2 separate regions of the Mus musculus genome follow, and region 2 is linked to region 1. A link is a contact called in ENCODE Hi-C or POLR2A ChIA-PET data. All regions are on one chromosome and are shown on one strand. Each heading gives the region's core, a stretch centred on a gene start or an enhancer-like site at or near the end of the contact. The rest is flanking DNA. Distances are from core to core; before and after follow the strand shown. Region 1 has its middle 3.3 kb from the start of Gm51643. Region 2 holds the start of Srgap2 (SLIT-ROBO Rho GTPase activating protein 2).

Region 1 (6,138 bases), core at 3,148-5,647:
AGGTTTGCTTGACTGAACTAGAGAGAGAGAGAGAGAGAGAGAGAAAGAGAGAGAGAGAGAGAGAGAGAGAAGACTTCTCTGTCTTTACCAATATGGAAAGTAACTTGTTTGTTTAAATAGTCAAGATTAGTCTTTTGTTAGTTGAGATTAAACCTAGAACTTTACATGCTGGGCAAATACTGTCCTGCTGAGACACACCCCCAGACCCCTTTTACTTTTTAGTTTAGGTACCTTTTTAGAAAGGGTATCACCAAGTCGTCTAGACTGGCCTTGAACTCTATCTTTTGCCCAGGCAGGTATTGAACTTCCAATGCCCCCATTTTAGCCAGATAACTGGGATTAAAGGCCCTTACTACCAGGGCCAGTCTTAAGATTATTTGAATGAGTGATAGCCATAGAATTCAAGGCTAGTCTGGGAACCTGGACTAAACAGCAAAACACACACACACACACACACACACAGTGGCCCTGACTACTTTTTCAGAAAACAACCACAATCAGGGTGCATTTTCTTTTTGTATAGGTAACTGCTCCTAAGCAGGAGGGAGGGACTAGAGAACACAATCTTTGCACACACTCAGAGACTCGAAGACAACAAGGCAACGAACATACGAAAGACCTTAAATTAAGAATGGATAGGAGCAACAACACCACTTTAGAAGTAGTCTATTTCAGTGTTGCCCAATGAATTAATGTCTAGAAAGTACTTAAAACCACATCTGGTGCACAGTGAAGGCAGCAGGAGAATTCAATATCACAGCAATGACTACCCCACTCCCACCCCCACCCCCACCGCACTGATCCAACCCTGACAATATGAGGCCGATTATTCATGGGGTTCTAGCAAGCTTCTTTACTTTCAGATTTTCCACCAGCCACCCACCAGCCAGCCCCAGGCTTATGACTATCCTTTGAAGCAAACAAAATCCAACAATAATAATTACACAATAAATAAATGTGTAATTATCACACCCTCCCCGCTTCCTTTGTGCAACTGGAGACTGCTTCAAAAGTATCTGCGTGGCTGTGTCTTTTAAGTGTGAGGAATGTTTGTTTGGCTTTGGTTTCTCAAGTCAATTAGAAGCTGTCTCTCTCTGTTGTTGGTTCTACTTTTTTTTTTTTTTTTTTTTTGGAAAGAAAAAAATCTTTACATGCTTATTTTTCAAAAGACCCTTAAGCCGCTTGAGTCTGTCTCTCCACATCTCCTCAGATTCCTTCCGAGGTGGGCCCGAGCTAAGGACCGTTGCCATCATGGCTGCCAAGACAGTCAAGGTAATGGCTCCCTTCCAGCCTTTCAGCTGCCCTCTTCCCCAGAACCCAGGAAGCTCTCAACCTTCACCTTAGCCTTTACACCTAGGCTAGCCTGCTGCCTTGGCCAGATTCTAGTAGCAGTTTTCTAATCTTAGCAACTCACAGCACATTCCCACTGGGGAGGTAACCATTTTTTGGAGGATGTCGCTAGCGATCACATTGTTTTTTTTCCTTTCTTGACAGAAATAGATGTGGTTTTCCCTTACAACACTGTAAGTTCCCCCACGGAGCTGGAAACTCCCTTCTTGGTTGTAGCTCTCTCCCTTCTGACCCGATACGCAACTCTGGGAAGTTAGCTTGAGCTTCTGCCCCTCCAGTCACACAAATCACCTTGGCTAGGGGCCAACTGGAGGATGAAACAGTTTAGGGAAGGATTTATTTTCGGAGGTGCTTAGGAGGGATTGACAAACGCCTCTGGTGAGAACAGTCATTTAGGGAACTGCCATCTCCTTTAGATGATGGCTTTTGAAGAAGCGAGTTTAAGCATCCCCATTGCTAAGCGCTGCCTTCAGCTTGGATCAGCAAGCTATGTTACCTTCAGGTCTTCCTACGTGGAGTTTACTTCTGAAAGGCCTCAGGTAAACAAAAGGCAGGCCTTATGATGACTGTGCTTTCAGTCTGAGAAAACAGGAAATGAAACTGCCCGCTGATAAATGCCTGCTTCTATCTCCTCAATTGAACCTAAAGGCGAAGAAACCAGCCAAAGAAAATTGTAGCCCAACTATAGGCTGCAGCAACTTCCAGTGTTGGGGTGTGGAGATGTGTGTGACATGGGATTATCTCTGATCACACAGTTTTCAGAACCTTCTGTGCCCATCCATTGTTATCCCAACATCCTTCCATCCACCTTCATGGGGTATCTTTGGGGTACTTCTCTACCTCATGCTCCAATTCCTAGAGAGCTTCTTGTGGCTATCTAGGAGAAGTCCATGATTAATTGGTACCCGGGCACGAGCCTGGCCTACTTAGGTCAGGACTGAACTAACCACTATTCTTGTATTCTCACAGCAGACCTACTCCTTAGGCCTGCCTGGGCCTTTCCCTCCTCTCCCTTCAGGGGTGTGTGCTTCCTTCTGGCCTGGCTGCCTGACACTCTATTTGCTTAGGTGATTGTTCATATCTTTTATCTTTTTCAGGACTAGATTGTGGATAAATACCATTCAGAAAATAGAACATCTGGGCCAGTGTAATCACCCAGCATCCATGGTTCATAATCACAGACTTGTGTTTATGGCAGCAGTATTCATAATAGCCAAGATGCAGTAGCAACCAAAGCGGACATGATCTACATAACAACATTTAAAGACAGCGGTACATACATAGGGTATTGTCTTAGTTAGGATTTCTATAGCTGTGATAAAATCTGGGGAAGAAGTTTATTTGGCTTTAAACGTTAACATCACAGACCATCAATGAGGAGAGCCAGGGAAGGCACTTAAGGCAGGAACCTGGAAGCAGGAACTGAAGCAGAAGCCATGGAGGAGCGCTGCTTACTGGCTTGCTCCCCATGGCTTGCTCAGCCTGCTTTCTTATACTATTCAGGACTAAAGGACCAGGAATGGTGCCCCCCACACTGGGCTAGGCCCTCTCACATCAATTATTAATCAAGAAAATGCTCCACAAGCTTGCATACAGGTTGGTGGGATGGAGACATTTTCTCAATTGAGATTCCTGCCCTTCTGATGACTGTAGCTTGTGTCAAGTTGGCAAAAAATAAACACACAGGATACAAACTAGCCAGTACAGCTACAGACTACAAATCAGTCTTTCTCTTAGAAGGGGAATTTGCAATACACACCAGCATGGATGAACCTTGAGGGCATCATGTATAATAAAAAAACAAAGGGAAGGGGACTATGAATTCTGTAGCTTTCATTCATGGGAGGTATCTGAAAGACCCAAATTCCTTGGGCAAAAAAATTTGATGGTGATTTCCAGGAGTTGGTGATAGGGGAGAAAAAAAAAAAAAGAAGTTAGTACAGAGCGGGTATAAAGTTTTAGGAAACCAGTATACACACATTGTAGAGATCTTCTGCACAGTGGAATCTGTAGTCAACAATAAGGCACTGTAGTGAACTTCAAAGTGTGTTAAGAGAGTAGATCTCATGTTGATGTTCTTACCACAATGGCATGACATAGCATGGCACGGAGCGTGACAGTCCACGTGGGAATGGAGCATGGCAATCCACGTGGGGAAGGTGACTTAACTGACTCTGTGGTATACCTGAGGGAAATGGCTGTCTTCTTCTCTCTACTATTTTTTTCCTGAGCCTACACTAGGAGTCCGGAGAAGCCATCTCCAGGGTTGAGGTGGGGATGAGACTGTGGGAGGAGAATCTGCAGATTCATGGGGCCCACGTTTCTTCATCTGGGCCACTGGAAAGCTATCGGTGACACCTCCTTTGTGACTTTTTCTGGGGCATCCACTGAGTCAGCACTCGGAAACACAGTCATGTCAGATCACAGTAATTACTCACCAAATGGGATCTATTATCATGACCTTTTAAATCTGTTTTTTTTTTTTTACTGTCTGCCATCAATCATCCTCCAAACCGATCCATCCAGTAAACATACAAGAGCCCTATTTTGTGACAGGCTTTGGAAAGTCATCAGGATGATACAAAGTTGCCCTAGCACAAAGCTCAGGTTGATTCTACTTCCCCAGCTTCTGCTAGTTTACAATTTTATTATCTCCCCCCTGCCCTCAACCCCATGTTGGGAATGGGATCCAGGGTCTTGTTCTTTCTACCTGATTACTCCACCACTGGCCTGTGTTTTGCTACACCCAGTCATTTCTTGGCAGAAAACAGAACACACAATAGGTGGTGTGTCATCCAATTTCTCCCCCAAATCCTCATGTGAGGATTTGGGCTTCAGGTATCTTGGTCTCGGGAAGGCCAGGGAAACCCAAGATCTCTCCAGACTCTCCATGTCGGTGAGGGAGGCCTTGACTGGGCTGGAGCTCAGGAGTTCACTGCTCCTATTCAGCAGCTCTCCTGTGCAGGTTCCCCTTCCCAGGCCCCAGGCTCCTCCACAAGCTCTCTGGAAAGCAGGAGGAGCAGTGCTGTTGTGTTAAGTAAACAAGAGCCAGATTCCTGAGCAGTGATGTGAGCGGGCACACTGGTCCAGGCGGCTGTGATCACATGGGGAAGTGAAGAAACACCTCTGTGTACTCCTGACCTACCTCGGGAGGGCCCAAGGGAGGGACCTGGTCCCCCTCCCCTCGCTCCAACCCCACCCCCAGTTTTTCCTGGCCTGAATTAGAGGGCCTAAAGCAACAGGATCTTCAGATATAAATGAACAGCCAGCCTGATGTCCTCTGTACTTCTCTTTCAGAGTCTGCCTTCTTACCTTTCTCCCCCGCTCACACGGTCACCTCCCACCCTGGGTTGCTGCTCTCCATTCTTGCTCTCACATGAGGGAGAATTCTGAGGAACGCTTTTCTCACTGAGACTGGGAGGGACTCATGGTCCCAGGAGTGCACCCTGATCCGTGGTCCTGGGAGGACAGCCTGCTCTTAAGCTCATAGGTAGCCAGTGCTGGCTGGTTCAGGAGGTTGGATTTTCTTCTGAAATAGGTGACTTCTGGGTATAGTTTCAGCTCCCCTGGGACTAAGGTAGATCCTTTTGGACTTTTGAATCATAAGACCGTATCAAAGAGCTGGGCGTGGTGGCGCACACCTTTGATCCCAGCACTCGGGAGGCAGAGGCAGGTGGATTTCTGAGTTCGAGGCCAGCCTGGTCTACAGAGTGAGTTTCAGGACAGGACAGCCAGGGCTATACAGAGAAACCCTGTCTTGAACCCCCACCCCCCCCAAAAAAAGGCTAGGGCGATAGCTCAGCTGGTGAAGAACTTGAAGATTCCCCACGCACCTGCATGAGAAAAACATGAGCCTAGTAGTGTGTGCTGCCCCTCTCCAGAGCTTACTGGCCTGCCAGCCTAACCAAACTGGTGAGCTCTGGGCTCACTGAGAGCCTTGTGTCCTGGTTGTTGTTGTCAACTTGACACAACCTGGGAAGAGGGAGTCTCAGTTGACAGATTGCCTGTATCAGATTGGCCTGCTGGCCATGTTTTTGGCAATGTCTTGATGGCTGAGCTGGGAGGGCCCAGCCGACTTTTCCCGGTCACCTCTGGGAAAGGGATCCCGGGTTTATGGGAAAGAGGCTGAGCACAGCCAGAGAGCAAGCCAGTCAGCAGCATTCTTCTATGATTCCTGCCTCCTGGTTCCTGCCTTGAGTTCCTGCTCTGACTTCCCTCGATGATGGACTGTAATCTGTAACATGATTTTCATCAAAGCAACAGAAATCTGACTAGAATACCTTGTCTCAAAGAGTAAGTTGGAGAGCAACTGAGGAAGTCATTTGCTGACCTCTGACCTCCACAGACATGTACACATGTGCATGCATACCCACACCCACGTGAACATCCGTATTCCACCCGTATTCCACACACATTAAATTTTACATTGTCTTTTATTTATTCTCTCTCTCTCTCTCTCTCTCTCTCTCTCTCTCTCTCTCTCTCTCTCTCTCTCTCTCATGTGTGTGTGTGTTTGTGTGTGTGCATTTGCACATACACACCCTGTAAGGGTATTGAGAGTCTTCTGGCTTCTCTATTTTATAACAAGCACACAGGTCTTGGGCACTCTGGTGATCAGCACATCACTTGGTACTCAGTGGTCCTCAGTCAGCATTGGTTGCTTGGAAAGGGATCATGAAAGGGGACAGAGATATAAATATGAGGCTAAAACCATGTGTCCTTTCAGGACATTCTGCTGTTCCTTGCATCTGTGACTGCTCCTAATGGCCACCAGAATCACTGAATGTC
Region 2 (6,335 bases), core at 3,670-6,169, 420 kb before region 1:
CTGTAATGGAATGACACAACTTCATTCATCTTTCAGAGATATTAGTAACAGATCTCGTCTACCTTCCACTTACACTCCATGTAGCTTTTAACATTCAGCCACTCATTTCCAGCTCACAGCTTCAGAGGCTAAATGCAGATTGCTTCTTAATTCCTATCTTTATAAAGCTAAATATTCAGATAGAATTAAAGAGCTGGTCATGGTGGCACACACATGTAACCCTAGGGGTTGGAATGGGAAGCAGGATGAGTGTGAATTGGAAGCTAAGTGTATAGGAAGTTCGGAACAGGCTTGGCTGCACAGGGCAGCAGTGTTTCAAACAAGGAAGGAAGGAAGGGAGGGATGAAGGGAAGCAGTGAGGTGGGGAGTGTGAGGGAGGGAGGGAGAGGAGAGTTGGGGAGGACAGGAATTAAATAAGGAGCTGGTATGGTGGTTGGTGCACTCAGGTGGCTGAGCCAAAGGAGTTGCCAGAAATTAGGGGCTCTTCTGAGCGATACAGTGAATTCAAGATCAGCCTGAGTTACAGAGTAATATCCTGCCCCCAAAAGAAAAAGATTTTGAGCATTGTGGCACACACCTTTAATCCTAGCACTCCAGAGGCAGAGACAGTCAGTGGCCAGCCTGGTCTACAAATTGAGTTCCAGGACAGCCAGGGCTACACAGAGAAACCTTGTCTTAAAACACTAAAACCAAACAAACCAATAAAAATAAAATAAAATCCTAACTCTACAAGTTTCCTAACTTTAGAGGCTTAAAGGGTTTATTCAAGATCATGCAGAAAACAAGGATAGGGTGGGGCTCAAATCTGATTTATATGTGGGGTCAAGTAGTGTGATTATGTGCATGCATGTGGAAACCACAAGTCACTCTGGGGCTCAGTTATTCAGGAGTCTCTCACTAAAGCCTTAGGCTTGTCACTTAGGCTAGGCTGGTGTTGAGGGAACTCCTTAGATCCTTGTGCCTCCAGATCCCCAGAGGGGGCTGGGACTGCAAGTGTGTGCTACTACATCCAGGTCAAATTCAGAGCCTCACATTCCACAGCAAGCACATTACCAGTGGAGCCATCTCCTTTGCTCTCTGATTTTTATGAGTGTAAATTCCATTGATTTAATTTATTAATTGATTTAATCTTTTAGATTGCACAGGTTTATTGGGGAGCAGATATTTGCAAATATACTTTGAAAAGCTACAAATCGTATTTGTAAAGTATCACAAAGACTCTTTCAAAACAATAGTTCTAGGACTGGCAAGATGGCTCAATGGGTCAAGATGGATCTTGCTTCTAAGCCAGAGGACCTAAGTTCAATCCCTGCATCCCTAGTGGAAGAATGAAAGAACAAATTTTCACAATGTCATGGCACACATGTTACATATACATACCCATGCACATAAGTAGATAAAAAATAGCTCTATAAAACACATGCTCTTTTAATGGCTCAACGCCTAAGTTATATCAATGCTGATGCAGCCTACAGAATCTTTCTGTGGGTTTTTATGTCAATATCTACCTTCCAAACTCAGGCTATTGACAACAGTGCCACAAATTACCATTTCAAACATGCGATGTCCTTCAGTTTACATTTGCAGATTCCTGTGAAATAGCATCTTCCAATGAAATCCACTGTGCTGGAGGATAAAAAAGTTTACAGACAGTCAAATATACCAAGACTTTTAATTCTAAAATGAGATAAAAATTTGTCATATGTCCTCTCTAAAAACTGTGTGTGTGTGTGTCAGTAGGGATAGAACTCAGGACCTTATAAATGCTAGGCAATCATGCTATCATTGAGCTATATTCCAAGAATTCCACCTTTCTTTTAAATATGTACAGTTTAAAAGTATTAAATATCATCACACTGTTGTGGGATGACTCTCCAGACCATTTTCATATTGCAAAACTGAAACTCTATACTTACTGTATAACAACCTCCAATTTCCCCTCTCCCCACTTCCTAGCTATCACTATTGTTCTTCAGATACTTCAAATAAGCAGAGTCATACCATATTTGTTGTTTAGTTACTGGTTTGTCCCATTTAGCATAATGTACTCAAGGTTCACCCCATTACAGCGTGTGACAAGATCTCTTTCCTTTAAGGCAACCTTCTGGGCACCCACTTATGGGACGAGTCAGTGGGGACTTAGATGACTTCTATCTTTTAAATTGTGGGTGCTGCTGCTATAAATACAAGATGCTCATCTGAATTCTTTGGATGGATACCTATAAGTGGAATTAATATGGATCATATGGTAATTCTGATTGAATGAAGAACCACCAAATCGTTTCTCTATAGCAGCTTTACCATCTCAAAGTCCTGCAGCCAGGGCCCTGATTTTTCCACAGTACCCCAATGACACTTTTAGTTGTGATTTGGCGCAAATTTCATAAATTCAGAGCTGAATTAGACTCTCAACTATAATCATAGTTAATTTTGTAAGAGTTGGGTAATATTTGTGCTTACTATAGACATTTGGCAGATTTATTCCTCTTGCAGAGAACTGCAGGTCACTTCCCAGCACCCATATCATGAAGCCCACAACTGTCCAAACCAGAGGACCTTCCATCTCTAGCCTGGAGAGTACCTTCCATATCCACCCCTCCTCAAACATACACACAAGTACACAGAGTGACAAAATAATAAGATAAATCTTAAAAATCAATGCATTCACTGATCCACACCCATCTTGGCACATGAATCCACTGTGATTATAATTCCAATAGAGAAAAACAAGCAATACAGAAAACCTGATTCTATGCTAGACTCCAACATGTAACAACCCAACCTGAGACTTCCTTATGACCACAGTTTTATGTTGAAGAGATAGAATATTTCAGATTTTTACGTGAGCATATCTAACTAAAACAACATTGGGATCATAGAACCTTTGGGACATTTGGTTTTACGGTTTTATTATCTACTGCTATTTCGTTATACAAGTGCACCTACACAAACAAAATAACACCTCATTTACCTTGGTAATAAATGATGACTACCTAAGCAAATTCACAAAATATTTCAAAGGGGTGCAGAGGCTCTATGTATAGTTTTACTTCCTTATGTTTTAAAATGCTCAAGTTTGCTATCTTTATTAACCATGAATTTCACTTTAAATGAATCATTACACACTTCTTTCCAAGTGGCTGTTAAAGACTTGCTTCAGTGAGGAAGGGTGTTTGGACATGGCATTGAGCCTTAAGAGTCAACATAAGGGATGCACAGACACATGACTCTAAGGGCCTGGAAGAGTGACCTCAGTACTGACCACGCTGGGCAAACCACAGGCTTTGTCCAGACAGTCTGCCCACTTAGATAAACTCCAAGGGAATCATCAGACTGGTGGGAGTGGCTAGAACACCAAATGATAACCTTGACTCCCAGGGACCCATGCCATCCACTGTCCAGCTAAAGGGCCACCCGTCAGACTTACTTGGTAGGAGGGATGTCTGTAGAGAAAAGGTCTATGTCAGTATCAGCCAGCAAAACAGCCTTCATTCCCCTAGAGCTGAGAACTTGTTTACAGAATTTGCAACACAGGATGGATACGCATCGGTCTTTGAAAGTACAGTTGTTGGTAGACATAGCGTCCCACGTTGAAAGAGGTGCAGAATTTTGAAAGGGGAAACTTTGATTTCCTCAGGCTAACAATCAAGACGGAAGGCCTCTCGTTCTCTACGCTCTAAAACTGGGAAGAGAGTCCTATTTTCCTGGTGGAAAGGGAAACTTAGTATTTATTGAGTAGGAAGAGCAAATTTTACTTCCTTTTGACTTGGGGAGGGAAGGGAAATGGAGTTCAAGGTGGGGAGAGACAAGTGGAGTTGAAGGGAAACTTCCGCAACAGGTTTAACTTTCTCTGGTCTTCAAGAATCTTCTACTCTTCAGCTCCGACCCCGGCTCCGGAATTGGGCGATTTCCCAGTTCCCAGCGGGCTTCTTCCCTTTAAAGCCTCGCCTCTCTGACCACTCCCAGCGCGAGCTCCGCCCGCAGAGCGCTCCAATTCTTGCTCAGCTCCACGCGGCTTCTTCGTAGGATTCAACGCCCCTCAGCCCTTTCCACGCGGGCTCTGGCCCCGTCCCGCTCCCTCTTCTCGGAGCTCGCCCGTGGGCTTTCTCCCTTGCACCACGGCTCTCGGCGTCCTCTCCCGGCCGAGCTCTCGCACTTGCGGCCCGTAACCCGTAAGGTCTCTTCCACAGCGGTCGCTCCGAAGTGAGCAGCGGTGTAGCGAGGTGGAGGGGAGAAGCCTCGGAATAGGCTCAGTTCGCGCTGCAGTCAGTCAGCGAACACGCCGGGTTTTGCTCTTTCTTCCGCTTTCTCTGCTTTTTCTAACCCGCTGTCAGTTTGAATTGCCTGCGCCGAGCAGGGATTGGGAGGACTAGAATTTGCCCCAGACCCACATTGGAAGGCCAAGGGCCTTCTCCTGACGTGAGCTCAGAGGCCACGCCCCAGTAACGGTGCCGATATCAGATCGGCTCTCTGATTGGTTAATATTAGCTCAGCCCCTAAGATCATTGGCCAGCATCTGCTCGGCTTAAACCCTCCCCCCTGTGAACTTGGAAGACACACCCCGAGTTTCTTATTGGTGGATACACTAAGGTCCAGGCCGTTCTCTACTATTTATTGGCTGAACTTCCCTCCTCCCTTTCCCGGTCCGATTGGTCCCGTCTTCTCTTGAGAGTTTGTGTTTGGCTGTCGCTTCCATTTTATCCCGCCCATCAGCTTTACTTTAGGCTTCCACAGGCCGGGGAGGAGCTCACTCTAGGACTGCGCCTAGGCAGCTAGTGTTCGCCACACCTCTAAGTTTCGTCAGCCCCGCCTCTACTCCTGGCGTCTATGGATCAGTTGTTCCTATTGGCTATAGTCCCCGTCAGTCGCTATTAGGCGGGCGGTGATTGGCAAAGGGGTGGGTTCAGCTTCCCGGCGGGGTCTTGCGGAGTTGGCGGAGTCTCCTTAGGGAACTGGGGGGCCGAACTGCGTAGAAGAGGGTGGCGGGGAGGAGAACGCTAAGTGGGAAGCGGAACCTTGGGCCTGGGACCGGTCGCGGCAGAGCCAGGTAAAGGCTCCTTCTCCCCTTCCCTCCCCGTACGCCCGGCTGCTGCTGCTCTGACTGAACAAACCGGGACTGGGCGGGTGGACGCGTTGCGGATGCTGCTGCTTTCGGCGCCGCCTTAGCCGTGTCGCCGCCCGCGGTCCTCATACCGCCCTCCCCGGCCCTCCAAATCCCCCAGTGCAGCCCATAATACTTCTCGGGACTGTTCATCTCTCCGCCCATCCCTGCACTGCCGAGGACGGTCCTCACGCGGCGACACCGCCCTCCCGCAGCCCCTTTGCACACGGTTGGCCGGGTCCACCTAGGGGCCTCGCCGTAACGGTCCGCTGGTCTCGTCCCTGGTCTCCTAGCCTTGGCTGCCAGCCCAGGACCCGGAAAGATGGGGTGTTCCTCACGGCTTGCAGGGTGCTTTCTCCGTCCAGCCCTCCAGTCTGTCTCCCAGGGCTTCTCCACCCACTCTGATACCCAAACCTCATGCGGGTCCCGAAAGTTGCCAACATCCTACACTTCACGTTGCAGCGGTCCACCGCGGTTTCCCTCACTGCCTCGCCCCCAAAGCCGTCCTCTCGGCGCCCTCTCTGGTCGTCCAAGCTTGGGCGGCTCGAGCTGGCCCGGGCTCTCTCCTGCCTCAGGACCCCACCTCACGCCCGCCTCCTGCTTCCTGTCCTCCCGCACCGCGCGGCCTCTGCTCGCTCTTCCTGCGCGCGGCCCTTCCTCCAGCCGCCGGGAGTAGGCGACACTGCCTGGAGCCGCTTGTGCGCCGGCGGGGACAGGGCGGCCTAGGAGGCAGGGGCCCGCCGCAGCATTGGAGCTCTTCCCTCAGCCTCCTTGCCGCCGCCTCTCGCGCCTCCCGGAGCGACTCTCACTGATGCCTCCCACCCGACTGGGATTGGGTGCGGTATTTGTGATCCCTAGGCTTGGGGGACAAAAAAAATACTGGGGGGGGGGTGCCATTTAGAGTCACTCTCATACCTGGCTTGGGGAAGGCTACCGCCGCCTGCCGCCTCCCATCTCCGGGTTTTCCCGGTTTAGACCCTCGCCTCTAGCTCGTTTCCTGCTTCTGCCGACCACATTGTTTTCCTGGATGTCCCGTGCGGAGCGGGCCCTTCCTGCAGCGTCCCCCCTCCACCCCCCTCACCCCCCTCCCCGGTTTTGCTGCCAGGAGAAGCTAGTTACCAAAAACAAAACAACTGGGAGGAGGGGTGGCAGGGGAAGAAAAGTTGTGCCCATCTGGTTGTCCCCTCTGGTATGGATCCTGTAGATGTCTGGGAGGTGCCCCAGCCGGAGGTCA

What was found. A loop is a pair of places that touch in the nucleus more often than their neighbours do. ChIA-PET counts read pairs that join two places held with the same protein, here RNA polymerase II (POLR2A).
Region 2: a map of T-helper 17 cell shows a loop between it and region 1 (2.6-fold over the local background). The contact joins the promoter of Srgap2 here to the enhancer-like site in region 1. A Hi-C loop is called at or near these places in 2 of 37 maps with a recorded cell type or tissue (T-helper 17 cell and regulatory T cell). POLR2A ChIA-PET finds 5 or more read pairs at or near these places in 2 of 5 experiments (both embryonic stem cell).

Annotation. Positions count from the first base shown.
Region 1 is chr1:131,106,410-131,112,547 of GRCm38, reverse strand. No RefSeq gene overlaps it. Among named protein-coding and RNA genes, the nearest start is that of Gm51643, 3.3 kb to the left of the region's middle. Within about 2 kb of position 4,397, at least 1 of the 3 ENCODE cell types and tissues checked has a DNase peak (open chromatin) inside an H3K27ac peak, as active enhancers do.
Region 2 is chr1:131,525,945-131,532,279 of GRCm38, reverse strand. It overlaps Srgap2 (SLIT-ROBO Rho GTPase activating protein 2), which reads left to right and starts at 4,919. Exons shown (of 23, transcript NM_001081011.2): 1 at 4,919-5,047. Fam72a (family with sequence similarity 72, member A) reads right to left here and starts at 4,377. Exons shown (of 4, transcript NM_175382.4): 1 at 3,428-4,377; 2 at 1,549-1,626. The coding sequence starts at 3,579.